2 separate regions of the Homo sapiens genome follow, and region 1 is linked to region 2. Evidence: read pairs that join two places in POLR2A ChIA-PET (ENCODE). Cell type or tissue: IMR-90. All regions are shown on one strand. Links, peaks and the distances in the headings refer to the core of each region. The heading gives the core; the rest is flanking DNA. Region 1 has its middle 49 kb from the start of SNRPB2. Region 2 overlaps KIF16B (kinesin family member 16B).

Region 1 (15,295 bases), core at 7,158-15,157, 150 kb before region 2:
ATCCAGATCCTGACCAGTTCCCTTTAAAAGGTGCTGGAGAGCCGTTCTTTTTACTGGAGTGCTCCCCTCTTCCGTGTGCTTTTTCTTCTCCACTCTTGCTACTCCACCCAGCTCCTCCTGGCGCCCACAGCAGCCATCTTCCTGCCACACAACTTCAGTCCAGGCTGGATACTTCAGTGCAAGCCTGCTTCTTCCTGTCCTCTAAGCACCACTGTCACAAGCCAGTTCCATTTGGAAGACTTTAACTGGACTCTTGGGGAAATGGTGGCAGAAGGAAGCACAGAAAACAAAATTAAGTAACAGACGTCTCCACGTGTAAGTTATTAGACATCTTCATATGGAAGTTATTTGACACCCTCACTCCTTGGGGAAGTCCTCTCACCTTCTGCAGATTCTTGCTGCCACCATCCACATAGCTTGGGTCTCCCTTTCTCTTACCTTCAAATACCCACCAAACACCTCTCCCAACCCCAGCACCCACTACCAAACTCTTCAAACTTTCTGAAGCTTTTGACTTTTTAAGGCAAACAGTTAACCCTTCCTGGATTAAATCTCTTCCTACCCATATTATCCCCTGGAGAACTTGGTTTATACAATAGAATATGACTGTTTAAGTTGCTTTTCTCAAGCAAAAGAGACGTTCCTCTCTAATTGGGATTCTGGTTTCTCGTTGGACCATCTGACTCAAACTCCAGTCAGATTTTTTTTCTAGTCTTTCCATTAAATTAAAAAATGTCTAAAAATTTTAAAGGTTTAAGTTCAAATGCTCATTGATGCTATTAATCAAAGATGTATTATGTATATATTTCGAACAAACTCTATTAATCAGCCTGCCAATTATTTTTGATATTGTGTGGTCTATTTCCCCACAGGCACTAGCCAGCCATCAGTTACTTTCCATCCAAAGTGCAGGTCTTTCAGCCTTGTTCACTATAGTATTAGTCTATGACCTTCGAAAACATACTGTTGCTTTGTTTGGGGAAAAAATCTAATTACAGTAGTTAAATGAACTGGAATTAATTAAGTTGTGGATACTTGACATTTATAGCTAATTGGTCATATCCATCATAAAAAGAGAAATTGGGCCTTTTATCTCTCTGTTTTATCAACCATGCTGAAAATCAATAGTGTTTCCAGGAGGTGGGGTGCCAAGGCTCCCAGCAGCCTGTTTGACCCAGAGGAAAACACAGGTCTTCATTACATTATGGCTAGAAATTTCTTAGCTGGGGAAAGTCCTCAGGAAAAGAATCATGGGTTTCTGCATTTCCAGATAGAGACTTTAGAGACAGCCTATTTGGGGGTCTCTGAACAGAAAACTCGCTAAACCAAGTAAAGGGGGCTTTCCACAGTGCTTACTGGTGGGTCTCCATTCATTCCTGAACAGCCCCTCACTTCCACTTCAGCATGCTGTGTCCAAGATAGGCAGCTTCAGCCACAGCCAGGAGACAAGGTTCTAAGAGTCCCCGAGATTTGCTGAAAGCATACAAGGCCCATAATTCTTCAGCCTTCCTGATCTCCTCCCTGTGCGTGGAGGGAATAATCTAAGAGGGAGTGAGTTCATAGTGTCATCATGTATGTATTAGTTTGACAGAAACGGAAAGAAATATGAAAAGAAGAGGAACTTCTGTTTTATTTTTGTGACCCTATAAATAAGCTCTAAACTGCCTTCCAGGAAGACTGGGCACTTCATATTTCCACCAGCCATGCATGAGACTATACTTTTCCCCAGAGTGATATTGATGTTATAGCTCTTCCTTACAATTTTCCATCTGATAGGTGTAATGTCTTGTTGTTAGCTGAATTTGCATCTCCCTGAGGATTTGGTGTATTTGGTATCTTTTCACATGTTTGTTGACCATTTGGCAGCATCCATTAGAGTTTAAATTATATATTTTTGGTGTAGCAGTTGCTTTCCTGGAAATGTTTCCTATGGAAATAACATCATGATATGTGCAGACATATTTATAGTAGCATTTTTCATAGCTACAACTTGGACACAAAGTCAATATTTATTAAGAGAAATGGCTGGCTAAATTATGGTACACCTATACTGTATTAGACAGGGTTCTCCAGAGAAACAGAACCAATAGGATAGAGAAAGAGAGAGAGAGAGAGAGATAGACTATAATGAATTGGCTCAAGTAATTATGGAGGCTAAGAAGTCCCATGATCTGCTGTCTGCAAGCTGAAGACCCAGGAAAGACAGTCCTGCAGCTCCAATCTGAGTCTGAAGGCCCGAGAACCAGGAGAAGCGAGAAGATAAGTTCCAGTCCAAATATAAAGGCCTAGGATCAGCAGAGCTGAGGGTGTAAGTCCCAGTCAAAGGGCAAGAGAAGATCCATGTCCCAGCTTGAAGACAGGCAGAGAGAGCAAATTCTCTCTTACTTCTCCTTCTTGTCCTATTCAGGCCTCCAACAGGTTGGATGAAGCCTACTCACACTGGAGAGAGCCATCTGCTTTACTGAGATTACTGATTCAAATGCTAATCTCATCCAGAAACACCCTCACAGACAAACCCAGAAAAATGTTAGACCATATATCTAGATCCTTGTGACCCGGTCAAGTTTACACATAAAATTAACTGTCATATATATATCGTGACAGGTTATACAGACATAAAAAAGAACAAAGATTTCATTGTGGTGTTATTGAATGAGTTAGGTAAACAGCAGAAAATAGGTACACATGATCTCATTTTTGGAATGCAGAACCATCCTCGAGCCCAGCAAAGAGGATCCCTTGCCCTGGACCTTGTGCTTTAGAAGGCTCTGTTCTGGCCCTTTTCCAGGGATATCCCTCCTCAGAAAGTGGAGGTGTGCAGAGCTCAGGAGACATGATCATCCAGAGACCCCGTGCCTTCATTCAGGCTTTGGGACCCTGTAATTTCTTCTCCAAACAGCTCTGAACCCATTTCCAACGTCTGCACAGACCTCTTTCCTTGAGCCTTCCTCTCAAGGGTAACCATGCTAAGTTACACACCCCTAGGCCCAAAGAGAGGCCACAGGGTGACTTTTTGCGCATAATATGGATGGGGCTTGAACTTGTAGGCTGAAGTGTCCATGTGTACATGCACAAAGATGGAGTCAGGGCTAAGAAGAGAAGGGGGTAGACCATAAGCTGATGGCCTCCATTTGTATTCTTGCCCCAGTCCTGCACCTATGAAGGGCAGGCCACCCGCAGACATGATGCATTAGGCCACGACAAAGACACTCTAAGCAAACATTGCTAGGAAGGTATTTAATGTAGCTGCCTGGGTGGTGTCAGGTTCTGTATGAATGTATGGTTCTTTTTCCATTCAGTTTTCAGGCAGAGGGGACTGTTCCGAGAAGGGGCTCTTTAGAACATTGCACATGGAGAAGATGCAGCCCATCAAGCAGAACAGTTGTCCCTCCAAAGAGACAGAGTAGCCAGCCTCTGCAGTTAGTCCTTCCTGGAGCTACAGGCACAACCCCAATATGGAAAATAAGCAACACAAATGGCTTCCAGGACACACAAACTGTGAGACCAGAGCATCATGGAAAAGGCTCAAGAAATCCAGCTCAGCCCCAGAGCACATCTCTGACCGCCCCCGGTTAAAGACTGTAGATGTGTGTCAAGACCCAATGTAGGACTTTCTGTTTATTGATACGAAAGTTTGCCTAATGCAAGGCACAGATTTCTCACCCCAGACAACAAATCCATGTGTTGAGGAACCATTGCATGTGTGTTTATACATAGATAGATGAATGAGGTGGTTCCTGAATGAATATAAGACTCAAGATTTTGGCCAAGACTGGGAAAATCCAAAGAACACCTCTTCCAGACTCAATTGTAATGAGATCTTTCTGCGTCTGGATTTATTCTGTGTCACATGAAAACCTGTTAAACTTCCATGGAAAAAGATGTCTTGAATATTTTATGCCTTATTCAAATGCTTCAGATATTTATTTCAGCTTACAGATGTTGAAACTATCTTAAATTGTCAAATGTTTTGTTGGAATGAATCTTTTACTTCAATAATTTTTTAAGGTTTTTTTTTTTTAAAGCCTGACTCAAAGCAAAAGTAAAACAGATAAAAGCTGAGTTGATTTATCTGAATTGGAGCTGGAGATTCCTATCTTCACTCACTGGCTCCCGCTCTCCCATCGCCCCTGGGAAGAAATATCTGGGAAAGGGGAAAAAGAGATATTGCCACTAAGTCTCTTTACTTCCTTGAGCCAAACTTAAACATCACTGACCAAATTCCCTCTTTTTATTTTAGATAGAGAAACTGAGTACTTAAGAGGTTAACCCTTAGAAGGAGTAAAGGTTTATTATTATTCAGAGTATATAAAACACTTCCCACCTGCCTTGTGTTGAAAGACAAGGGTCCCTTACGGCATTAACAAAAGGAAGGCAAGAATGGGACGTCTGATCCACAAGATGACCTGCGCCTTTGTCACCTTCATGCAGGTTAACTTAGAAGACAAAGGAGTTTTGGCTAAGCTGGTGGAAGCTACCAAGACCAATTACAACAACAAATATGATGAGATCCATCATCACGGGGGAAGCAATGTCCCAGGCCCAAAATCCATGGCTCACATTGCCAAGCTGGAAATGGCAAAGGGTACAGATTTGCCACTAAGCTGAATTAAATGTACACTGTTGAGTTTTCTGTACATAAAAGTAATTTAAAAATTCCCCTTCCAAAACAGTGTATATAAGGGTATAAATATAATAATAGCAATAATGATCAGCACTTTATGGGCACTTACTCTCTACTAGGTACTGTGCTAAGCATCTTACCTCCACCTCTATTACCTCACAAAGCCCTTTTAACAACCTTGTGAGATGGATACCAATATGTTCTTTGTTTTCAGATGAGGAAGCCGAGTCTTCAAGATCTAGCAGGGGAAGAACATGCACTTAGATCTATAAACCCTGATACCAAGATCTTAACCTCTATTGTCTAGAGCAGAGTTTCTCAACTGTGGCATCACTGACTTTTGGAACCAGATTATTATTGTTACGGGGGACTGTTCTGTGCATTGTAGGGGGTTTAGCAGCATGCCTGGCCTCTATCCATTAGATTTCAGTAACATCCTCTCAGTTATGATGATCAAAAATGTCTCCAGACCAGGCACAGTAGCTCACATCTGTAATCCCAGCAACTTGGGAGTTTGACACGGGAGGATTGCTTGAGCCCAGAAGTTTGAGATTAGCCTGGTCAGTATAGTGAGACCCCATCTCTATGAAAAAATTTGTAATTAGCCCAGTGATGGCATCATGGGTAGTCCCAACTCCTCTGGAGGCTGAGACTGGAGGATCGCTTAAGTCCCAGAGTTTGAGGCTGCAGTGAGTTATGATTGCACAACTGCACTCCAGCCTGGGCTACAGAGTGAGGTCCTGTCTCTTAAAAAAACATTATTTTAATTGAAAAAAAAGTCTTCAGACATTGCCAAATGTCAACTGGAGGACAAAATTGTCCCCATTTAGAAACACTGATCAACAGACAGATGAAGTACTCATAAAATTATTTTATGGTGTGCTATCTCCACGTAGCTGCCCAAATGGACGCGTATCATGGACCAGCTAATGGAGGGCCTCATACAAGAGTCACTTTGGGAAATCATTGATGAAAGACATTTGTCTTGTGCACTCAACCAACTGGGTGATTTACTGACTATTGTCCCTTTTCACATGATCACTGTGGAGCCCCACAGGCACGTATCTAAATGTCCCATCCATAATCATTTCTTCTGACAACATTATACCCAATATGAGGAAGTTGCAGGTTATGGGAGCCTGGAGATGATTCTATGTGGGGGTCCGTTGTAGAAACAAGGAATACAAAACTTCTATGGATAAAAAATTCGGTGCGGGGCCTTGGAAGTGCTTATGTAAGTGAGGGGCCCCTAAACTTACATTTCATCTGCTATTTCATCTGTGCACACAGGCAAGGTCTTAGATTTCCACCTGTTTTACTCACACGTAGGAAGCTTGACTCTGTTTGGTGTCATCACTTAGCATTCTTCCCCACTCGGGTAACATAACCATTTTCTCTTTTATCATGGCCTTGTGATAAAAGGGCAATTGAGGCTTCCTTGTCACACCAAGGTTTATGTGATATTGCCCAAAAATGTGGTATCCAAATCATGGAAGGGCATTTTCTTGCTTAGTAGCTGTTTAATACAGCTCATGGAAAGTAAAAAGGAGTAAATATTTGAGAAATTGAATTCCATTTCCCTGATAAAAGTCATACTACAGGTTTGAAGGAGCCAACTTCCTGACTATTAAGAATTATGTTTTACTTCCCTGCTCATCAAGTGTCCTACAGAAATTTCCTCATCAGTGATCTTTCTTTCACTTTATTAAGTACAGAAAATGATTGGGGTGAAAATCAACTTGATAAACCCCTGCAATAATTTCATTTGAGTTTTAAAAAATTTCTTGGCTGGGTGCAGTGGTTCAAGCATGTAATCCCAACACTTTGGGAGGCCAAGGCAGAAGGATGGCTTGAGCTCAGGAGTTGGAAACCTGCCTGGGCAACATAGAGAGATATTAGCTGGGCATGGTGTTGCATGCCTATAGTCCCAGCTACTCGAGAGGTTGAGTCCAGAGAATTGCTTGAGCCCAGGAGTTCAAGGTTGCAGTGAGCTATGAGATAATGACACCGCACTCCAGCCTGTGTGACAGAGTGAGACCTTGTCTCAAATAAATAAATATAAAAACTAAATAAAATTTCTAAAAGCAGGAAAGAGTAAAAATCTGGTAAAAAGTGTTGGTGAAGACTGGATTAGAGTAATGAGGAAATGCAGCCTGTCTCATAATGCAATCCATACTTCATTTGGTGATCTCAGAAGAGGTAGCACATTTTTATTGCACCCCTCTCTACCCAGCAGATCCTGCTATCCTTCCCAATTAAGAAAGACAAACCATAGTCTTCTTTTCCTCCCCTGCTTCATGTCAGACTCCATCTTCCTTTCATGTTTGCTTTGGAAAAAAATATAAAAAGTCAAGCTATAAAATCACAGCAATCCAATCTCTTCTTCTTCCCCTGTATCCTCTGAGAATGACCCATAGTTGGGTCATTCTAAATAAATGTTGCTTTCTAAAAGTTCTAATAGAGCACCTCTTAAGAGATCTCTGGGTATTCCTCCATGTCCTTAGAGAATAGATCCCTTCACAATTCAGGGCATCCTTCCCCTGCTTGCTGGGAGTCTTGGTAGATAACACAATGCACAGCTGCTTCTTTCTCCAGAGGATTTCCTTGGTCAAAGGTGCATGAGTCTGCTCCGTTGACATAAAGTACCGAGGGCTGTGGGGCTTAAACAACAGAAATTTATTTCCTCACAGTTCTGGAGTCTGAGAGTCCAAGATCAAGGTGTCAGCAGAGTTGGTTTCATTCAGAGGCCTCTCTCTGTGGCTTGCAGGTAACAGCCTTCTCTGCATCTTCACATGGTCTTCTTTCTGTGTGCCTATTTTTTGTTTTTGTTTGTTTGTTTGTTTTTTGTTTTGGAGACAGGGTCTCACTCTATCACCCAGGCCGGAGTGCAGTGGTGTGATCTCAGCTTACTGCAACCTCCACTTCCTGGGTTCAAGTGATTCTCGTGCCTCAGCCTCCAAGTAGCTGGGATTACAGGCACATGCCACCACACCCAGCTCATTTTTTTGTATTTTTACTAGAGACAAGGTTTCACCATGTTGGCCAGGCTGATCTTGAACTCGTGACCTCAAATGATCTGCCCATCTTGGCTTCCCAAATTGTTAGGATTACAGGCGTGAGCCACCATGCTGGGCCTCTGTGTGCCTATTCTAAATTTTCTTTTCATGTGAGAACACTCATCATATTGGACTAGGGCCCACCCTAATGTCATCATTTCCACTTAACTTTAATATAATAGTTAAGTTAAAATGAGGACAGGATTTTAAGATCCTGTCTCCATATACAGTCAAATTCTAAGGACTAGGGGTAAGGATTTCCACATAAGTAGTTTTGGGAGACTCAGTTCAGCACCTAACAAGGAGTAGTGTCTTGTTCATTTTTGTAAAAGAATGTCAGTTGTTCAGGGATTAAATGACCTTCTGAACAATCCACCAAACCATCCACCAGCACTTCTAATTTATAACCTGTACTGTTGATCTAAGTCATTCTTAGAAGAGTTGTTCTGGTGCAGACCTTCTTGTAGTTTCAGAGTTGGCATTAGAGAACAAACAATGCTTGTCTTTTTTTCTTTAAAGATATAAATTATAGACATACGCTAACCTTATATATATCTTCTGGGTATCCAGGTTAGTTACCTCTTTAAAGACCTCGTCTCTAAATACAGTTGCATTCTAAAGTACTGGGGGTTGGGACTTCAGCTCATGAAGAGGGGTGGGCACAGTTCAGCTCATAACAAAAGAGCTATGGCTGACAGGGGGTTCAGAAGGCTGGCCCTCTTGCCTGAGGATAAGGCCGCAGCTGGTCTACACCTGAAACCACACCCTTGGTTTGCTTTTATTCCCCTGCCCTCTCCTGACCCTTTCATTTCCTTTTTCCTGAGAGCTGTTCCCCCAACAAATCTCTTTCACAAGAATCTCCATCTCAGGCTCTGCTTCTAGGCGACCTTCGGAGCATTTTCTTTTAGCATGGATCAAAATCTTAGAATCCAGGAGACCCAGTTTCTAGCCATGGGTCCCGCTTGCTGTGTAAACTTGGATAACCTGAGCATCGTCACCCACAAAATGACAGTGGTGGATTCGGTGACCTCTGCAGTTCCTGCCAGCTCCTATGGGCACTTCATTTCTGAAACCAGCCAGTTCAGTGCTGCTATATTTCTGTCACAACTGATGCATCCACTGCAAAGCCTATTTTTACCGAATTGGAGCCCTTATTGACAACAACCCCCATTCCTGTATGTTTTTTCTCCTATTTTAAATGGTTAAACAAGACAGAAAATGATAAGCAGCTGCAGAAAAACTGCCCCCATGCTGCCAGCCGCAGCAGCTTTCCCACGCCTCCCTCTTCATCTTGACCAAACTTTAAGTCAGACCATTATACACACTCCAATCTGCAACTGGAAAAAGAATCCCTCAGAAACTATTAAATTACTAAGAATAACACAGGACCATTTGTTAATCCATCCAGTAAATCCAGTTTTTTTCCCTTATCCTGCATTTGAGTAAATCACTGAGGCTAACATGGCCACTAGAAGAAGTTTTGTATTTCATCAAAACTAAAAAGTTATCAATAATAAGACATTCTGCTGTTTATGTACAACTCAAGGAAAAAAAAAATTTGCATTCAGACATGATGCAAACATATCAGTTGGAATTTTTATCCCAATGAAAAATATTTTTTTATCCCTATTGATTAAATTTTGTCCCTATTAAATGAACTAGATTCATATCAACATTTTTACGTCATCTGTCACTCTCATACATTAGAAAAGCAAAATATACAGGAAAAATTATTTAAGGGGTTATAAAGACTTCCTCACATTTAGAGTTTAATCCTGAATCACGGTGAACTCCATGGTACCAGTGACTGTGAGATATTGTCTTTTCTGGCAAGAGCACACATAATATCATGCTTCTTAAAATGTGTGCACTGCTGCTGTCTATGGAATTTTCTTCCAAGCCACTGACACCATTATATAAGCCATTTCTTTTACTTTTTATTATGCAGAATGTTTAGCAAATACAAAAGCAACAGAATACGAATAATGAACCACACTCCGGATCATCAGCTACAGCCATTCCTACCCACATACACCATCATTCACTTTCTCCCCTCTTGTATAATTTTGAACCAAGCATCTGACATACCATTTGTCTGAAACGTCTGTCACATCATTCATCCATGTCTTTCAGTGCATATCTTTAAAAGATAGGATTATTTTAAATATAACCAGAATATCTTTCCAAACCTAAAAAAAGTGATTGATAATTCCTTAACGTAATAAAATATCCAAGCAATGTTCAAAGTCCCAGTTATCTTATAAATATTTTTTAAATTTTTTAAAATGAAAATTCAAACAAGGCCCACACATGATGGTTTATTGATATGTCTTTTACTTTTCTTTTAATCTGAAGTTTCCCCTTCATTCTCTCTCTTTCTTTCCTTACAATTTATTTGTTGAAGAAACAGGGTTGTTTGCCCATGTGGAATTTGTCACTGTCTGGATTTTGTTGATTTCAACCCTGTGGTGTAATTTACAATGTTCCTTTCTCCCTTATATTTTATGTAAATTATTTTTGTGTGTGTGTGTGTATGTGAATAATTTGAACTGAGAGGTTTGATCTTAGTTGGGTTTGAGTTTTTTGGCAGGAACACGTCATAGGTAATGTTGGATTCTTCTACCAGGAGGCATGTCATGTCTGGGTGTCTCTTCATGTGATGTTAGCAGCCATTGATGTTTAATGCCCAGATTCATTAGTTCATTAGTAGTTGTGAAAAGATGATATTCCAATCCTATAATTCTCCCTCACTTAATAACTGGAAACTTTCTATAAAGATAAACCTTCTCTCATCTACCAATTCTGCAAGTTTTAATACGTGCGTCAGAGAGCGATGCCTATTTCACCACTGCCACCTGGCCATAGGTGATTGACATACAGTCATTAGCATGCATTTAGGAGCTGTGTGGTAAGAAAATAATTGTGTCTTTAAGAGGTAGAATTACACTTGTCACTGAGAAGTCTCACATGGAGAGTGGAGTGGGAGTTAAGAAATGATGATGCACATCATCTAATTCATGTTCTCTTCAAGAGGGGTGTGTTTGTGGGGTTGGGGTATGTGCCAAATATGTATAGTTGAATTCACATAAGTTAAATGCAAATATGATGTGTAACATTATAATTTTTCTTATAGTGATTATTTCTATGTACTATATATTTCTCTCCTCTGAGATTATAAGTGCCTTTTCATAATCTTAATCAACCCTAAACTTCTCAAAGCCAAAATTCTGCAAAGCAAATTACCTTTAATTCTCCTCTTTCTCACCTTCCTTTCTGTCTAGCAGCCATTAGTATTCTCCCAACCAAAGCCACAATAAGATGCCTAATAAAAACGTGTCCTGGCTATAGTAGCTGAGAACTCTTGTCTGCTGTATTCTAAACTGTGTCTCTAGGGTCCTGTGTTCCTCATAAAAGCCAAGCAAAGCAATTATTATGAACCTTTTTTTTTTTACATACAAGAAAACTGAGTTTAAGAGATACAATATCTTACTATTGGAAAAAGAGCAAAAAGTGAGCTTAAGGGTTGGTTTTTCCCTTTATTTCCCAAACATCCTGTCTACTATCAGCATTTAGTGTAAAAATTTTAAATGAAGTTTAACATATAAACACACAGGTACATAAATCATATGTGCACAGCTCAATGAATTTTCACAAAATGAACACACCCATGTTCCCAGAGACAGGATCCAGAAAATGAACACTAGAAACCAAGAAGCTCCCTCATGTTCCTCCCCATGACCACCTCACCTAACAGTAACCACTACCTAAGCTTCTAATGGAATGCATTCATTTTATATACTTTTGAATATATAAAAGGAATCATACCAAATGTACTTATTTTGTGCTGGCTTCTTTCATATAGTATTATATCATGAGATTTATCCAGCCAGGAACAACATTTCCCACACCCCCTTGCAGTTAGGTGGAGCCATGTGACTAATTTTGGCCAATGGAATGTGAGGGCAGGTGACATGTGTCTCCACCCAGCCTAGGTGGTTAAGAATCTGGGGTGTCTTCTGCATGATATCTCCACCACTTCTGTGAAGACCCTTGGGGACATGTGTTGAGAGTGGCAGAGTTCAAGCTGGAAGAAACCTGAATCTCCAAGACACTGCTTAGACAAGGAGGGCAACCTAACTGGAAGCATCGACATTTCACTTGTGTGAGCCAAAAATAAACGTATGATGGGCTGAGCCATGAAAATGTGGGGATTATTTGTTACAGCAGCCTATCCTGATTGATACAGTTGATTTCTTGGGTCCCTTTACTTTTCAGGACTTTCCCTTTGTCTCTTTTTTCCTCCTTAAAGAAATGATTTCTTCAGCATAGGAGAAGTAAACTGAACCCGCTGAATTGAGGAAATGTCAGGAGAATAGGAGGGAAAGAACAAGAGCTACAAAATAGAGGAGTAAAAATGTGAATAGATGAAAGATCAGAAATGCAAGATTGGATTATGATGAAAAAATGTTCTCTTCTCACTTCCTCTGTAATTAAAGAATAAAAATCTTCTCTTCTAGGCCTCTATTTCTAGATTACTTGGAGATCATATCTTTGTCTATCTGTGATGCTATAGCAAAATACCACAGACTGGGTAATTTATAAATAATATAAATTTATTTCTCATAGTTCTGAAGACTGGGAAGTCCAAGATCAAGGTGCTGGCAGGTTTGGTGTCTGGCGAGGGATGCTCTCTCTGCTTCCAAGATGGGGCCTTGTTATCAAGTCCTCTGGATGGGATGAATGCTGTGTCCTCACATGGCAGAAGAGACAGAAGGGCAAAAGCTCCTACCTATGTTTCTTCAGGCCTTTTATAAGGGCACTAATCCTATTCATGAGGGATCCATGAGCCCTCCTGACTTAATCACCTTCTAAATGTCCCACCTTAACACTATCACACCGGCGATTAAGTTACAACATATAAATTTTGGAGGACACATTCAGACCATAGCAGATGATGTTGGTACAGGGATTATTCTGGATTCCCTGGAGGTAGACCTCCTATTTACTTCTGAAAAATATGTGTAGGGATCCATATTCTTTTAGTGGCAGGGAAGGCAATTAATAAAGGATATTTGGGCTTTTAATCTAGAGCAGAGATTAGAAAACTTTGCCTATAAAGGGCCAGGTAATAAATATTTTAGTTTGTATAAGCTATATACAGTTACTGTAAAATATTCATCTTTGGTTTTTGTTTTAATTTTTTATAAACCTTTAAAAATGGGGAGTGTCTGAGTCTACTCTGGCTTGGGAGGCTGCTAGAAAAAAATAAAATTTTTTTTAATGTAAAAATCAGTCTTAGCCATATAAAAGCGATACAAAAGGCCGGATTTGGCCTGTGGGCCATAGTGTGCCAAGACTGTTCTAGAACATTATTCACTTTAATCTGGATCTTTATTTCTCTGGAATTGGCAGGATTATGGAAAGAATTTGCCACCCAATCCATAACTTGGAGCAAAACTAAATGGAGGTCATTCATTGGATGCTGTTAGAAACTTAACGTGGCTCTCTTTCAGCTTCTCAGGACAACCACTCCTGAGTGAGATTTCTGGTGAAGAGCCTACACAGGCAGATAAACAGTTGCTGTGGCTCATAACAGCCCTTGCCTCATAATAGGTTGATATGGGCCACCAAACCCATGAAGTATAACTCCCCAAAGCCCTGTTGCAACAGAATGTGTCCGGGGTGATATCAACAGGAAGATGGCTCATTCAGATTACCAGGTGTTCCACCCTAGTACCACTTTAAGATGGTAATGTTTTCAATCAATTCTAAGCCCAGGAGCCGGAAGACAGCCTTCTCATTCACAGAATCCTCCGAGTATGCAACCACTGAGTTCCCACACCCCTCATTAGTGCACTTCATTCTACTTCTTGCATTAGGGCCAGTTTGAGGCCTTTGGGCAGATGTTATAAGCCACTGTGGATACTTTACCCAGACATCTCTGTTTAGCTCTTGCATAGTGCTTCAACTCCCAGCTGCTCCAAATGTGGTACTGGGACCAGCAGCATCCACATCCCATGGAAACTTGATAAAAATGCAGACCTGGGGCCCCACCTCAGATTTATAAATCAGAATTTGCATTGTTAACAATATCCGCTGGTGAGTAGGTATACATTAAAGCTTTAAAAGCACTGCTCTGACATTCACGTTATAGATAGTTTAGCTACAGTGTCCTTAACCCTGGCTATACATTTGAACCAATTGAGAATCTTAAAGCATGCAGATGCCTGGGTCCCCCAACTCCTCACAGTTTCTATACCAACTGTTCTTGGTGCAGGCAAATTAGAATTACCTGATTGTATTAATACATTAAAATCACCTGGGTCCCACCACAGACTAATTAAATCAGAATCTCTAGGGTGGGTGTTTGGTTTAGAAAATCTGCCTCAACCCCAGACCTGGCCACGTGGCCGGGTTCCATAAACCTGCTGTGTATTTTAGCATGTGCTCCTTTTAGGGAGGCTTTGTGATTAAGCCAATTTCCAGCTATATATTGCTGCATAACAAGCTATCCCTCCAGAGCTCAGTGGCTTAAAACAACAGCAAACATTTATTTAGCTCATGACTGCAATTTTGGCAGGGCTCAGCAAGGACAGTTCATCTCTGCTCCACTCAGCATCAGCTGGGACAGTCCACCTGGGGACTGCAGAATTCATTTCCAAGGAGGCACACTTACATGGCTGGCAAATTTTTTTTAATTATTACTATTTGGGAGCTCAGCCGGCGTGGTGGTCTGGAAGCCTTGGCTCCTCTCCATGTGGTCATCTCTATGGGCTACTTGAGCTTCCATGGCAGCTGCGCTCCTAGAGTGAGCGTTCCGCAAAAGAACCAGGTGAAGCTCTATCACCTTCTGTGACCTAACCTCAGAAGTCATATTGCATCACTTCTGCCATAATCACAAGATTCAAGGGGAGGAAACAAGTGGGAGGACTATAAAATCACATTATACAAAACAGCATGTGGGATGAAACACAGTGTTGTAGCTATCTTTGAAAAATATAACCTCCCATAGGCCACCTAGAGCATGTTTGAGTGATGATAAAATGATCAGTGGCAGAGCCGCCCCATCAGCATAATCACTAAGACACAAATTGTTCAATATCCAGAGAGAAGTGAAGTCTGACTCCAATATCTAGAGGTTTCCTCTAAAACATAGTGTATCAATGGAGAATCTGAGGTATAGTAAGGCCAACAAATCAGGCCTTTGAAATGCTAGTTTGCTTTTCACAGTTCCAAGAGGACAGAGCAGACACATCACAGGAGACCACTCAAGAAAACACCAAAGTTGGTTATAGGCAGAGAATTTTCCTGCGGGCAGGAGACTTTATTATAGTTTCTACAGAAAAGAACAACTGAGACAGGGTACGCAGGTTTAAGATCTGCTAGTTTTAAGATTTCAGCAGGCTCTGGGGCATACGGGCTGTCCTGATTGTGTGGTACCAGGCCCTGGGATTACTAGGGCAGGTAGATAGTGGCCTGGAGTGTGAGATCCTAATAAAGGAGGTGGCTGAGGTATAGGCTCTGGATTGTCAATTTGTATTTGAAAAACATGTTCATAAGCAAGTTATTTGCCCCCGGGAGGAGCAATCCCTCCAGGGGCCAGCAAGACCTCAGA
Region 2 (15,295 bases), core at 3,809-11,808:
GAAATAATAAAGACTATATATGACAAACCCACTGCTAACATTGTAGCGAATGGGGAAAAGGTGAATTTTTTTTCTCTTAGAACTGGAAGAAGACAAGGATACCCACTTTTACCACTCATATTGAAGATAATACTGTAAGCCCTAGTCAGAGCAATGAGGCAAGAGAAAGAAATACAAGGCGTCCAGATTGGAAAAGAGGAAGTCAAATTGTCCTTCTTTGCAGATGACATGATCTTATATTTAGAAAAACCAAAGACTTCACCTAAAAACTCTTAGAACTGATGAATGAATTTAATAAAGTTGCAGGATAAATCAACATACAAAAGTCAATAGCATTTGTATATACCAATAATGAAATAGCTGAGAAAGAAATGAAGAAGGCAATCCTATTTACTGTAGCTATCAAAGAAAAATACTTGGGAATAAATTTAACCAAGAAGGTGAAAGATCTCTTCAAGGAAAACTGCAAAATACTGATGAAAGAAATTGAGGAGGACACAAACAGGTGGAAAGACATCTCATGCTCATGGATCAGAAGAATTAATATTGTTAAAATGACCATACTGCTCAAAGCAATCTACAATTTCAGTGCAATCCCTATCAAAATACCAACATTGTTTTTCAGAGAAATAAAAAAAAAATTCTAAAATTTGTATGGAACCAAAAAAGAGCCTAAATAGCCACAGCAACCCTAAGCAAAAACAAAGCTGAAGGCATCATACTACCTGACTTCAAAATACATTAAAAGTCTGTAGTAACCAAAACAGCATGGTATTGGTATTATATAAAAATAGACACATGGACCAATGGAGCAGAACAGAGAACCCAGAAATAAATCCACATATTTTCAACTGATCTTTGACAAAGCCACCAAGAACGTACATTGGGGCTCTCTTCATGATGCTGGGAAAACTGGATAAGAATATGCAGAGGAAAGAAACATGACCTCCATCTCTCACTGTATACAAAAGTCAACTCCAGATGGATTGAACACTTTAATGTAAGACCTGAAATTACAAAACTACTAGAAGAGAACATAGGGAAAGCTCTTCAGGACATTGTTCTGGACAAAGACTTTATGGATGAGACTTCAGAAGCACAGACAACAAAACCAAAAACAGACAGAAGGGGCTATGTTAAACTGAAAAACATTTACACAGCAAAAGAAACAGTGAAGAGACAACCTGTTGAATAGGAGAACATTTTTGTAAGCTACTCATTTGATAGGGGACTCATATCCAGAATATACAAGGAACTCAACAGTAAAAAATATATTGGCTTTTCTATAAGTGTTTTCAGGAACTAGGAAGAGATTTGCTCTTTATGGCTGAAATTCTAGCCAGTATCTGTGTTATAAATACTAAGAGTAATTTTAGATTAATTTTTTTTTTTTATTTGAGACAGAGCTTTGCTCTTTCACCTAGGCTGGAGTGAAGTGGCGCGATCTCAGCTCACTGCAACCTCTGTCCCCCGGGCTCAAGTGATTCTCCTGCCTCAGCCTCCCGAGTAGGAATTATAGGAGCCTGCCACCATGCTCGGCTAATTTTTGTATTTTTAGTAGAGATGGGGTTTCGCCATGTTGGCCAGGTTGGTCTTGAACTCCTGACCTGTGATCCACCCACCTCAGCCTCCCAAAGTGCTGGGATTACAGGCGGGAGCCATTGTGCCCAGCCACATCTTTATTTTTTATTTTTTATTTTTTTTTAAACTGTTTCAGTTTGTATGCTTAAAGAAGGAAGCAAGTTAGGAAATTATTTGTGAAATTTCTTTTCTGAAATAGATGGCCTCGATCTTAATGTTGATGACCTGTAATTATCTTTTGATATGATTTTAAATTATTGGCTGTAGCCTTAGATTGACATTGAGAAACACAGTCTGGGAAGAGAAAGGGCTGGAAACTCACTCATGGTTTGGCAGGGTGAGAATGAGGGAACCTGAGTGTCATGACATTCACATGACATCTCTCATCAGATTATGTCAGCAGTTATTGCTCTTGGTCAGAAGCCACTTACAACTTAAGAGCATAGAATGGAGACAGTATTAGCTGACTTATGGTATATCCATTCATATTCTGTCATGTGATTTTAAAAATAAAATTTAAAAGTCAAAGAACAAAGGTTAGTGAGTTTTCCAGTGTAAGAAGTAGTTTATTTCATAAGGGTAAACCTAAGACCCATCTATTACTATGTCATATTAAGTACAGCATCAGAGCAGTGCTTTTTAAATTTTAACGTTCATCAGAATCATTTACAGTTGTTAAAATGCAGGTTCCTATTCTGTAGGTTTTAGGTGGGGACTGAGAACCTTCATTTCTGTCAAGCTTCCCTGGAGCCACTGATGTTGCTGGTCTCTGGAGCATATTTTGAGTATTAAGAGTCAGAGCAGGGATTCCTATCTTTTGGGGTGATGGAACTCTTTGAGAAACTGAGGAATGTGGTAGACCCTCAGAATAGTGAAACTGCCTCCTGCTCCTGATCCCCCTTCCCAGCCAGTCATCCCAGTACATAGGATTTCAGGGAGGTGGTGAAACCTTCAAAACCTACCTGCATCTTCAGTTTTCATTTTAGAAGTAGCTAATAAAAAGACAGTCATATTGCATAACAGCCTTTCAGTCAGTATCTCACTTAGTGCTTTTATAGAATGGATGTTAATTTAGAACTAGGAACGCACTGCCCTGGTTACCTGCAGGTTAGAATACATGATCATGTGGAGGGCCCTTTAAATTTAGCTGCTCCAAAGGTGTAAGGTTCTGAGATGGGGAGTTATGGAGTCTCTGGCTTCCAGCAGGAGTGGTGGGCATTGTATGAGCCACATTACTTTGTTTTCTAGGCAAGAATTGACAAGTCAATGTGAGCATTACCACGATCACTTCTAATATTTCTATGTAGCTGGATAATTTTGTGTTCCTGAGAGGTATTTGTTGATAATAGTGGTTTTAAGATGAAAGCTCTAGATGCATTAGGTTAGTGATTGATTGAGAAAAAAGGACCCACTGTGGGAATGGGAGGAATCTGGGTTTGGTGTTCTGTGATATAAATAAACCCAGGTGGTTTGTTCTCTTGTTGAGCAGGACATGCTTTGGTAATTGAATGCTGTAGGAAAGGTTTAATTTTATGAAGTATTTGTTTTGTAGCCACATGAACATGGGGTGTCCCTGAAGCAGTTCTTACTTTTGGGTCCACAATGGAATTGCCCAACTCCTGGTGGGTTGGAGTGGAAGCATTTTTCAGGCTTGGAAATGTTAAACTTGGCCCTGGGAATCTGCTGTAGTTCCCAAATGGTGTTTACTGCAAATGCTTTTTGGGTTTGTTCACAACTGATATTTATTTTGTCTCTGTTCGTCTGAGCTGGCCAAGATGTTACCCCTTAGCTGGTTTCCCCATACCTGGATTATTTTAAAGTAAATCCCAGGTAACATATCATTTGATTTGTAAATATTTCAATATGTATCTCTAAAAGGTTTTTTAAGTCATAATACTATTATCATACCTACAATATTAGCAATAATTCCTTAATATCATCAAATATCTAGTCAGTGTTAACATTTCCCTACGTAAGTTATAATTTTTTTTTTTTTTTTTTTGAGACGGAGTTTTGCTCTTGTCGTCCAGTCTGGAGTGCAATGGCACAATCTCGGCTTACTGTAACCTCCGCCTCCTGGATTCAACCGATTCTCTTGCCTCAGCCTCCCAAGTAACTGGGATTACAGGTGCCCGCCACCACACCCGGCTATTTTTTGTCTTTTTAGTAGAGGCGGGGTTTTGCCATGTTGGCCAGGCTGGTCTCGAACCCTGACTTCAGATGATCCACTTGCCTCGGCCTCCCAAATGGTTATAATTTTCAAAGTGCTTTTTCTGTTTGAATTGGGATCCAGTTGGTTGATATGTCTTTAATGTCTTTTCTAGCTTTAGATTTCCCTTTCATCGTTATATTCTTTGCAATTTGTCATAATTTGGAATATGCTGAGTCATTTACCCTGCTGCCTTTCCCACAGGCTGGATTTTACCGATTCCCCCACCTGAGAACATTGGCGTGTTCCCACTTACACTTGTCATTCCTGCTGGTTCCCTATAGGGCAGCTCTAGGTCAGAGTCAGGCCATCCCTGGGAGGGAAGGACAGGAACCCTGGGGCAGTCGCGTTGGTACTTCAGGTAGAATACACCTCGTACCTGGTTTTCTCACAGTGGCTGGCCTGGTAACCATCGGTGGTCCCTCCCTAGAGCCATTAATTCACCAGGGGTGACGAAATGATATTTTGTTATTACTTCTTTATTTTTTTAGCTGGAATATCTCTAAAGGAGAAACTTTCTTTCACAGTTGTTTGGTTACTTGAAGTATAGATAGTTTTGGAAATGCAAGATAAATGCTTGATTCTTTCTTTTAACAGTTTTCAAAATAATGAGACAGATCCTTTGATCTTTCAGAGGGGACCACTGAGTTTTTATTTTTAAGTTATGAGTTTATGTGCTTAAATATATTCTATCTATTTCAGTTGGTTTTTAGTTTCTTTGCTGTCCAGATTTCTCAACTTTGGGCAGCAGGAACTTATGCAGGTTGGTTCCTGAGTCCTTTTGACAGGGTCCTTGTATTAGTTTTCTTTTAGTGTATAACAAATTACCCCAAAACTTAGGGGCTTAAAACAATATGTATTGACCAGGCATGGTGGCTCGTGTGTGTAATCCCAGCAATTTGGGAGGTCGAGGCGGGTGGATTGCTTGAGCTCAGGAGTTTGAGACCAGCCTGAGCAACACAGCAAAACTCCATCTCTACAAAAAATACAAAAATAGGCAGGTGCAGTGGTGCGTGCCTGTAGTCAAAGCTACTTGGGAGGCTATGGCAGGATAATCGCTTGAGCCTAGGAGGTGGAGGTTGCAGTGAGCTGAGATCATGCCATTGCACTCCAGCCTGGGTGGCAGGAGCGAAACCCTGTCTCAAAAAAAACCAAACAACAACAACAAAACACAGCATGTATTATCTCAGAGTTTCTGTGGGTCAGGAATCTGGGTGGGGTTGAGCAGGGTCCTCTGACTCCGGCTCTCCCCTAGCGCTGCAGTCAGGGTGCCAGACGGCTTCCCAGTCATCTCTCATCATCATGTCCCGGTGCGGGCTTGGGGAGCGTGCCCTGCCAGGCTGTCTGGCGTGCTGCTAGCGGGCCCCTGTTTCCTGCTGGCTGGGTCTGTCCACAGGGGTCCTCACTCTGTCGTCCCTGACTTTTCACACTGCCAGGGCTCAAACAGAGAGGGCAGAAGAGAGAGCCAGCAAGACAGAAGTCACAGTCTTGAAAGCCCGCCTGGGAAGTGACAGACCATCACTTGGGTGTGTTTGTGTTGTAGTCATTAGAAGTGACTCACCAGGTCCAGCCCATAGTCAAGGGCAAGGATCGCACACGACAGGGTGTGAGTGCCGGGCAATCACTGGGAGCCGTGTTAGAAGGTGCCCGCCACAGCCCTAGTGACCTGTGTTAGTGTTCCTGCTTTATAGTGTGAAGAGATGGTTCAGTATTTGGATTGAATCACTTCTCCAAGGAACCCTGACTTATTTTAGTGGAAAATGTTATTTATAGGCTATAATTTGAGTGTAAGATTCTAGGCCTTTTCAATGGACAAAGCAAGGGAGTTGTTTGTTTTTTAAATTTTGGATGAAAGATGAAGTTTCTGCTACTCCTTCCAATTAGATTCAGGACTACAGTTTTTTCTGGGACAGAATTTCACTCTTGTTGCCCAGGTTGGAGTGAGTGCAGTGGCGTGATCTTGGCTCACTGCAACCTCTGCCTCTTGGATTCAAGTGATTCTCCTGCCTCAGCCTCCCGAGTAGCTGGGATTACAGGCATGCGCCACCATGGCCGGCTAATTTTCTATTTTTAGTAGAGATGGGGTTTCTCCGTGTTGATCAGGCTGGTCTTGAACTCCCGACCTCAGGTGATCTGCCCGCCTCTGCCTCCTGAAGTGCAGGGATTACAGGCGTGAGCCACCGTGCTCGGCCAGGACTACAGTTTTTACTTAACCTCATCAAACTTATGTTTGTATCTCATTCAGCCACTTCAAAAACCTTGGTTCTCTAGGGCACCAACATCATTACTCTTGTAATGTCCCACAGTACACAGACAGAAATCTCAGAATAATGGCACTTACATTACCACCAAAAATATGATTACTAAAAATGCTTTAAGATTTCTTTGTAGTTCTTTTTCTTTTTAGGATATATCTCATTATAGTATACAGTCAAATTCCTCTATAGAGTCGTAATTGAAATAGTTTCTCACTTTGTGGTACACAGCTAGATTCATTCGCTTCAACTTACTTCTAAATTATAGCTTGTTTTTTGAAACTCTTGTTTTATTTTTGCATAAATCATTTTTATCGTTCTAAAGATGACCTCCAGATCAAAGTATATTTGCAGAAATCTAGCTTCTATCCTTGTCCACTTCCCTTGTCTGCCCCAAATCCTTATCCTCAATTTCCCTTTTTTTCCTAGGTAGCCTTTTGAAAAATACATAGGTTTTAAAAAAGTGTTTAAATATAATTTGTATTTTTCTACATAGATTTTCTCCATCTTTTGTCTCCACTGAACAGTATATCCCAGTATATCCCAGTGGCCACGCCATAACAGATATAGGGATCTTCCTCATTCCTTGTTCAGTGGCGTCACACTCCATTGGGTAAATGTATGGTCATTTATTCTAGGGAACTGTACTCTTTAGGAGTCCTCCTGTTCTGCTGTTTTCTGAGAAATGCAGTTTCTGAACAGATGTAGAAAGAAGGTAGGAGGAGGGAACAGTGCCCTGGCTGCTTCTGGAAGCAGCACCTGCTTGTAACCACTCCAGTTTTCTCTTTGGTTTTCATCTTGGGTAGGGGGCTAAGGTCTCTTTCTCTTTGTAACAAGGTGAGGGGGGCTACTTTTTTTTGGTGAGTCTTAGCTCTTTGTGGTGTCTGTTATTTCATTTACTCTTCTTTTGGCTTACAATTGGAAATTCTTTCAGGGTTTAACAACACACTGTGTATCAGCCATAATTGTTGATGGTGGCATCATTTTGCGTATCTTCATGTTATATTAGTAAGGATTTGGGAGGAGCCGTGTCTGGGATTGCTCCTCAGATGCCATTTGAAAATAAACTCCTAACGTAAAAAGTAAATAAAACAAATGGGTTTAGTTTTGTTTTGTTTTTAATAATCTTTTCTCTTCTAACCACTACTGAATTATTTGTATTGCAGGGAAAAGGACTTGGAGGCCAAGTTCATTATTCAGATGGAGAAAAGCAAAACGACAATCACAAACTTAAAGGCAAGTCATGACCTGGCCTTGCTTAAGTTCCAAGAGCCCCATGATTGCTTTACTGTGGGGATGACTAATGAGTAAATAAAGCCTGTCTGCTGTTTCCACACCCTCCTTTCCAGTGCAGTTAGCCACGTCAGCTTGCACCTGGCTTGGGCTCAGTCTTGAAGCAGAAGAGTTGATCCCGTTTCCTTTCCCATTCCTGGCTTTATTTGATCTGGAAGCCAAATCCAAGCTGTTGCTCTGGTCCAGGAGCTCCTGAGTCTATCCCAGATTCGGGCATTTTCATCCTGTGTCCTCGTAGTAGGGACTTAGCCTGGCAATTGACTGTGTTCTGTGAACATTAAATAAGCTTTGCCCCTATATTTTTTTCCATTTTTAATGAAGAGGATCATGTTTGGTAATCCTTGAAGAAGAACTGATACTATTATTCAAAACTCAGGGAGGAAAGATTAAAAAAAACCACCAAATTTCTTTTCTGGAAAAAAAGTTAAAAAAAATTTTCAAGATGGCAAGTTTCTCCTTTGGCACTGAAAAATATCCTGTTTGTTTATTTGGTTAGGAAATTTTTAAAGGGCACTGAATGCTTTTCGCTGAGGAGGGTAACGGGGGTATAAAATTAATATTGAAGAAATCAGAGCTGGGCTTGGTGGTGCACACCTGTGGTCCTAGCTACTCGAGAGGCTGAGATGGGAGGATCACTTGAGCCCAGGAGATCAAGGCTACAGTGAGCCCTGTTTGTGCCACTGCACTCCAGCCTGGGCAACAGAGCAAGACCCCATCTCAAACAAACAAACAAAAAAACAACAACAAAAAAGAAAGAAATGAAGTACTTTATGGGTTCAATGCCTTTCTCCTTTGATATTTGTCATTAACTTTTAGGTCTGGGTTTCTGAGACATGATGCTCCATGGCCAAGTCAGATCTATCTCCTGTTCACATCTGTGGAGATTTCTATTAATTTATGGCTCAAAGGATTGGGTACTTTGAGATCCAATTTCAAAGTAGTGCGAGTTGATCTCCAATGGTAGAAGCTGGGAAATGCTCCCATCTTCCAACTGGGCAGCCTCTGGATCATTTCATTTCCTCCATTAAGGCGCTGGTGTCCTTTGCCTGAGGCATTCTCCACTGGATGCCTTTCTTCCTCTGCTTAGCACAACCCTTGTGCCTTCCAGCTCTATCTGGCCTGCACTGTGCTTCTTTCCCTTCCTTTGGCCTCTCGCATATTCTCATGTTTCTACCCAGTTGTCACTTGTCCATTCCCTGCTGGTAATTACCTTGTCTTTCCTTCATGTGTCTTTCTACGCTCACAGTGCTTTGGTAAAAGACCGCTGACTCTGGATGAGTCTCCTTTCTTTGTGCGTTATGGAATCTATTTTCCTCGATTACTCTGTTGCTTTTTGAGTTTTTTAAACATTTTATCATCTGATGTTTGAGTAACCAGAACAGATGCCTAGACTTTTAGTGTTTTCATAAGAATCATAACAATTTTTTTATAATATGTGAATCATGTGGAAAACGTGGTGCTCATTGAAGTTATTCAGCATATGTCCAATAAGCAGGCTTTGGGAGCATATGAAGATGTTAAAACATGGTTCTGAGGTGCACTTTAAGCATATAGCAAGGGGGACAAGATATATGCAAACATCCGCAATAAACTCACAATATGATGTGTCCTGGAAGAGTCTAGGCTGTCAGAGGTAGGAGAAATTACTTCTCCATGGAGTGTCCAAGGGAAGTGTCATGAAAGAGGAGACATCTGACCTAGAATTTTCAGTGAGGCCACCAAATCATACAGCTTTAGAAGGTGCCAATCTTATCATGATCTATGTGAATACCACCCTTGTAGTTGTGCAAAGCCCAACTCTGGTGGATTTAGGTGGAGGGAACAGTAAAAAATCACTGAAGGTGGAAATACAGAGTCTGGCTGGAGTGTTGGGTTCTTAGGAGTTAATAGTGATAAAAAGAAAAGGTCAGAATAGTATTCTTGGGTCATATCACAGAGAACTTGGATTGCTGCAAGGAGTTTAGTTTATATTTAAATTTTATTTATTTATTTTTTTAGAGAAGCCAGCAGGAATGAAATGGTTTTTAGTCAGGGTATAAACATGGAAATTTGGGTCAAATGGCAGTGCTCTTTACATTATCATTATTATTCTAATCATTTCTTTCTAGATACCAGAAGGAGGCACTGGGGACTCAGGAAGAGAACGGACCAAGACCTTCACCTATGACTTTTCTTTTTATTCTGCTGATACAAAAAGCCCAGATTACGTTTCACAAGAAATGGTATATGATATTTTCAAAATATTTATGTTGATTTATTTTCACATTGAGAAAAACATGCCTACCCTAAAATACTTTAAAATATCTTGCCAATTTCTTTCTGAATGTAATTTTTGTATAAAATTAGCCTTTGCTAACTTACCTTTCTGAGTGTTATGTAGGAGTATCTATTTAAGCCTGAGAAGAATTCAGTTCTCAAAAGATTGATTTTTTTTTCACCTTTGAGCATAATGATGATAATTTTTAATTTGTTTCAAAACTTGGATATGGTTCCTGTTTAGAAGGAGCTCTACATAGAAAGCATTTCTGGGGAGACATGTGTATGCTGCGAAGCACAGTAAAGAAGCCACTTAACCTTGAGTCCTATTCAGTGCGGAGATTTAGGAGGAAACTTCAAACCCAAGTCATGTGTTCCCAGGTTGTGTGGATCATTACAGGTTTTAGAGTGGATTCTAGAAAGAAAGAACGTTCATTCAGAATCTTTCTAGAGTCTAGAATGATGCTGGAATTTGTCCAAGAAATCTTGCCTGTAGGCTTTTAAGGGCTAAAATGTAGATGTGAAGTGGACAGATAATAACAGACACAAAGGTGCCCCCAAAAGCCTATCAAGACACTGATGTTGACATTTCAGGTGAGCAGAGGGACAAGTATATTTCTCGGGGTGGGGAAAAGCTGCTTATTTGAGCAGAGTGAGGTTAGAAATGGGGAGCACCAGTATAGAAGGAAAAACGCAGGCTTCATTGCTGGGCCTCTTCCTGGCTCGTTGACAGCTTCTTTAGATAACATTGCTTTAAGTCTCCATATGTTAAAACGGGGATAAGAATTCCTGTCCTGCCTGGCCTGGGTTGTAATCCATGCAATGGCATCTCGAAAAGTAGGGTATGAAAAAGTGCTTGTTTCTTTCTTTCTTTCTTTTTTAAATTATGCTTTAATTCTGGGATACATGTGCAGAATGTGCAGATTTGTTACATAGGTATACACGTGCCATGGCGGTTTGCTGCACCCATCAACCCGACATCTACATTAGGTATTTCTCCTAATGCTATCCCTCCCGTAGCTCCCTACCCCCTGACAGGCTTTGGTATGTGATGTTCCCCTCCCTGTGTCCATTTGTTCTCATTGTTCAGCTCCCATTTATGAGTGAGAACATCTGGTGTTTGGTTTTCTGTTCCTGTGTTGGTTTGCTGAGAATGATGGTTTCCAGCTTCATCCGAGTCCCTGCAAAGGACATCAACTCATCCTTTTTTATGGCTGCATAGTATTCCATGGTTTATATGTGCCACATTTTCTTTATCCAGTCTATCATTGATGGGCATTCGGGTTGGTTCCAAGTCTTTGCTATTGTGAATAGTGCTGCAATAAACATACGTGTGCATGTGTCTTTATAGTAGAATGATTTATAATCCTTTGGGTATATAACCAGTAATGGGATTGCTGGGTCAAATGGCATTTCTGGTTCTAGATCCTTGAGGAATCGCCACACTGTCTTCCACAATGGTTGAAATAATTTACACTCCCACTAACAGTGTAAAAGCGTTCCTATTTCTCCACATCCTCTCTATCATCTGTTGTTTCCTGACTTTTTAATGATCGCCATTCTAACTGGCGTGAGATGGTATCTCATTGTGGTTTTGATTTGCATTTCTCTAATGACCAGTGATGATGAGCTTTTTTTTCGTATGTTTGTTGGCTGCATAAATGTCTTCTTTTGAGAAGTGTCTGTTCATATCCTTTGCCCACTTTTTGATGGGGTTGTTTGTTTTTTTCTTGTAAATTTGTTTAAGTTCCTTGTAGATTCTGGATATTAGCCCTTTGTCAGATGGATAGATTGCAAAAATTTTCTCCTATTCTGTAAGTTGCCTGTTCACTCTGATGATAGTTTATATTGCTGGGCAGAAGCTCTTTAGTTTAATTAGATCCCATTTGTCACCTTTTGCTTTTGTTGCCATTGCTTTTGGTGTTTTAGTCGTGAAATCTTTGCCCATGCCTATGTCCTGAATGGCATTGCCTAGGTTTTCTTCTATGGTTTTTATGGTCCTAGGTCTTAGGTTTAAGTCTTTAATCCATCTTGAATTAATTTTGTATAAGGTGTAAGGAAGGGGTCCAGTTTCAGTTTTCTGCATATGGCTAGCCAGTTTTCCCAACACCATTTATTAAATAGGGAATCCTTTCCCCATTGCTTGTTTTTGTCAGGTTGTCAAAGATCAGATGGGTGATGTCATTTCTGCGGCCTCTGTTCTGTTCCATTTGTCTATATATCTGTTTTGATATCAGTACCATGCTGTTTTGGTTACTGTAGCCTTGTAGTATAGTTTGAAGTCAGGTAGTGTGATGCCTCCAGCTTTGTTCTTTTTGCTTAGGATTGTCTTGGCTATACAGTCTGTTTTTTTGGTTCCATATGAAATTTAAAGTAGTTTTTTTCTAATTCTATGAAGAAAGTCAATGGTAGCTTGATGGGGATAGCATTGAATCTATAAGTAACTTTGGGCAGTATGGCCATTTTCACGATATTGATTCTTCTATCCATGAGCATGGAATGTTTTTCCATTTGTTTGTGTCCTCTCTTATTTCTTTGAGCAGTGGTTTGTACTTCTCCTTGAAGGGGTCCTTCACATCCCTTGTAAGTTGTATTCCTAGGTATTTTATTCTCTTTGTAGCAATTGTGAATGGGAGTTCACTCATGATTTGGCTCTCTGTTTGTCTGTTATTGGTGTATAGGAATGCTTGAGATTCTTGCACATTGATTTTGTATCCTGAGACTTTGCTGAAGTTGCTTATCAGCTTAAGGAGATTTTGGGCTGAGATGATGGGGTTTTCTAAATATACAATCATGTCATGTGAAACAGAGACAATTTGACTTTCTCTCTTCTTATTCGAATACCCATTGTTTCTTTCTCTTGCCTTGATTGCCCTGGCCAGAATTTCCAACACTGTGTTGAATAGGAGTTGTGAGAGAGGGCATCCTTGTCTTGTGCTGGTTTTCAAAGGGAATGCTTCCGACTTTTGCCCATTCAGTATGATATTGGCTGTGGGTTTGTCATAAATAGCTGTTATTATTTTGAGATACCTTCCATCAATACCTAGTTTATTGAGAGTTTTTAGCATGAAGGGTGTTGAGTTTTTTCGAAGGCCTTTTCTGCGTCTGTTGAGATAATCATGTGGTTTTTGTCATTCGTTCTGTTTATGTGATGGATTGTTCAGTTTCCATGTGATTGTGCGGTTTTGAGTGAATTTCTCAATCCTGACTTCTAATTTGATTGCAGTGTGGTTTGAGAGACTGTTTGTTAGGATATCCATTCTTTTGCATTTGCTGAGGAGTGTTTTACTTCCAATTATGTGGTCAATTTTAGAGTAAGTGTGATGTAGTGCAGAGAAGAATGTGTGTTCTGTTATTTGGGGTGGAGAGTTCTATAGCTATCTATTAGGTCCGTTTGGTCCAGAGCTGAGTTCAAGTCCTGAATATCCTTGTTAATTTTCTGTCACGTTGATCTGTCTAATATTGACAGTGGGGTGTTAAAGTCTCCCACTATTATTGTGTGGGAGTCTAAGTCTCTTTGTAGGTCTCTGAGAACTTGCTTTATGAATCTGGGTGCTCCTGTATTGGGTGCATATATATTTAGGATAGTTAGCTCTTCTTGTTGCATTAATCCCTTTAACATTATGTAATGCCCTTCTTTGTAATTTTTGATCTTTGTTGGCTTAAAGTCTGTTTTATCAGAGACTAGGATTGCAACCCCTGCTATTTTTTGCTTTCCATTTGCTTGGTGAATATTCTTCTCTCCCTTTATTTTGAGCCTTTGTTGTCTTTGCATGTGAGATGGGTCTCCTGAATACAGCACACCAATGGGTCTTGACTCTATCTAATTTGCCAGTCTGTGTCTTTTAATTGGGGCATTTAGCCCGTTTATACTTAAGGTTAATATTGTTATGTCTGTATTCGATCCTGTCATCATGATGCTAAGCTGGTTATTTTGCCCATTAGTTGATGCAGTTTCTTCATGGTGTCGATGGTCTTTACAATTTGGTATGTTTTTGCAGTGGCTGGTACCAGTTGTTCCTTTCCATATTTTGTGCTTCCTTCAGGAGCTCGTGTAAGGCAGGCCTGGTGGTGGCAAAATCTCTCAGCATTTGCTTGTCTGTAAAGGATTTTATTTCTTCTTTGCTTATGAAGCTTAGTTTGGCTGGATATGAAATTCTGGGTTGAAAATTCTTTTCTTTAAGAATGTTTAATATTGGCCCCCAATCTCTTCTGGCACGTAGGGTTTCTGCTGAGAGATTCACTGTTAGTCTGATGGGCTTCCCTTTGTGGGTGACCTGACATTTCTCTCTGGCTGCCCTTAACATTTTTTCCTTCATTTCCACCTTGGTGAATCTGACGATTATGTGTCTTGGGTTTTGCTCTACTCGAGGAGTATTTTTGTGGTGTTCTCTGTATTTCCTGAATTTGAATGTTGGCCTGTCTTGCTAGGTTGGGGAAGTTCTCCTGGATAATAGCCTGAAGAGTGTTTTCCAACTTGGTTCCATTCTCCCCGTCAGTTTGAGGTACACCAATCAAACATAGGTTTGGTCTTTTCACATAGTCCCATATTTCTTGGAGGCTCTGTTCATTCCTTTTCATTCTTTTTTCTCCAATCTTGTCTTCATGCTTTATTTCATTAAGTTGTTCTTCAATCTCTGATATCCTTTCTTCTGCTTGGTCTACTCAGCTATTAATACCTGTGTGTGCTTCACGAAGTTCTTGTGCTGTGTCTTTCAGCTCGATCAGGTCATTTATGTTTTTCTCAAAACTGGTTATTCTAGTTAGCAATTCGTCTAACCCTTTTTCAAGGTTCTTAGCTTCCTTGCATTGGGTTAGAACATACTCCTTTAGCTCAGAGGAGTTTGTTTTTACCCACCTTCTGAAGCCTACTTCTGCCAATTCATCAAACTCATTCTCTGTCCAGTTTTGTTCCCTTGCTGGTGAGGAGTTGTAATTCTTTGGAGGAGAGGAGTCGTTCTGGTTTTTGGAATTTTCAGCCTTTTTGCACTGGTTTTTCCTCATCTTCGTGGATTTATCTATCTTTGGTCTTTGATGTTGGTGACCTTTGTGTGGATGTCGTTTTTGTTGATGTTGATGCTGTTTCTTTCTGTTTGTTTGTTTTCCTTCTAACAGTCAGGCCCCTCTGCTGCAGGTCTGCTGGAGTTTGCTGGAGGCCCACTCCAGACCCTGTTTGCCTGGGTATCACCAGCGGAGGCTGCAGAACAGGAAATATGCTGCCTGTTCCTTCCTCTGGAAGCTTTGTCACAGAGGGGCACCCACCAGATGCCACCCGGAGCTCTCCCGTATGAGGTGTCTGTCAACCCCTGCTGGGAGGTGTCTCTCAGTCAGGAGGCACAGGGGTCAGGGACCCACTTGAGGAGGCAGCCTGTCCCTTAGCAGAGCGTGAGTGCTGTGCTGGGAGATCTGCTGCTCTCTTCAGACCTGGGAGGCAGGAACGTTTAAGTCTGCCGAAGCTGTGCCCACAGCCACCCCTTCTCCCAGGTGCTCTGTCCCAGGAAAATGGGAATTTTATCAATAAGCCCCTGACTGGGGCTACTGCCTTTCTTTCAGAGATGCCAGGCCCAGAGGGGAGGAATTTAGAGAGGCAGTCTGGCTACAGCGGCTTTGCCAAGCTGTGGTGGGCTCTGCTCAGCTTGAAATTCCTGGCGGCTTTGTTTACACTGTGAGGGTAAAACCACCCACTCGAGTCTCAGTAATG

Evidence for each region. Peaks named below come from ENCODE experiments on the same cell type or tissue, not always from the same donor. Only the 100,000 strongest peaks of a DNase experiment are listed, where the experiment ranks them.
Region 1: POLR2A ChIA-PET joins it to region 2 with 5 read pairs; 3 of 35 experiments call an interaction of 5 or more read pairs at or near these places.

The regions. Positions count from the first base shown.
Region 1 is chr20:16,673,427-16,688,721 of GRCh38, reverse strand. It overlaps the pseudogene RPL7AP13. Among named protein-coding and RNA genes, the nearest start is that of SNRPB2, 49 kb to the left of the region's middle. In IMR-90, for the core only: no CTCF peak of the experiment used is centred there; no DNase peak of the experiment used is centred there.
Region 2 is chr20:16,520,357-16,535,651 of GRCh38, reverse strand. It overlaps KIF16B (kinesin family member 16B), which reads left to right. Exons shown (of 26, transcript NM_024704.5): 2 at 7,212-7,281; 3 at 9,447-9,560. Among named protein-coding and RNA genes, the nearest start is that of KIF16B, 45 kb to the left of the region's middle. In IMR-90, for the core only: no CTCF peak of the experiment used is centred there; a DNase peak (open chromatin) is centred at 7,371; H3K27ac peaks cover 171 bases.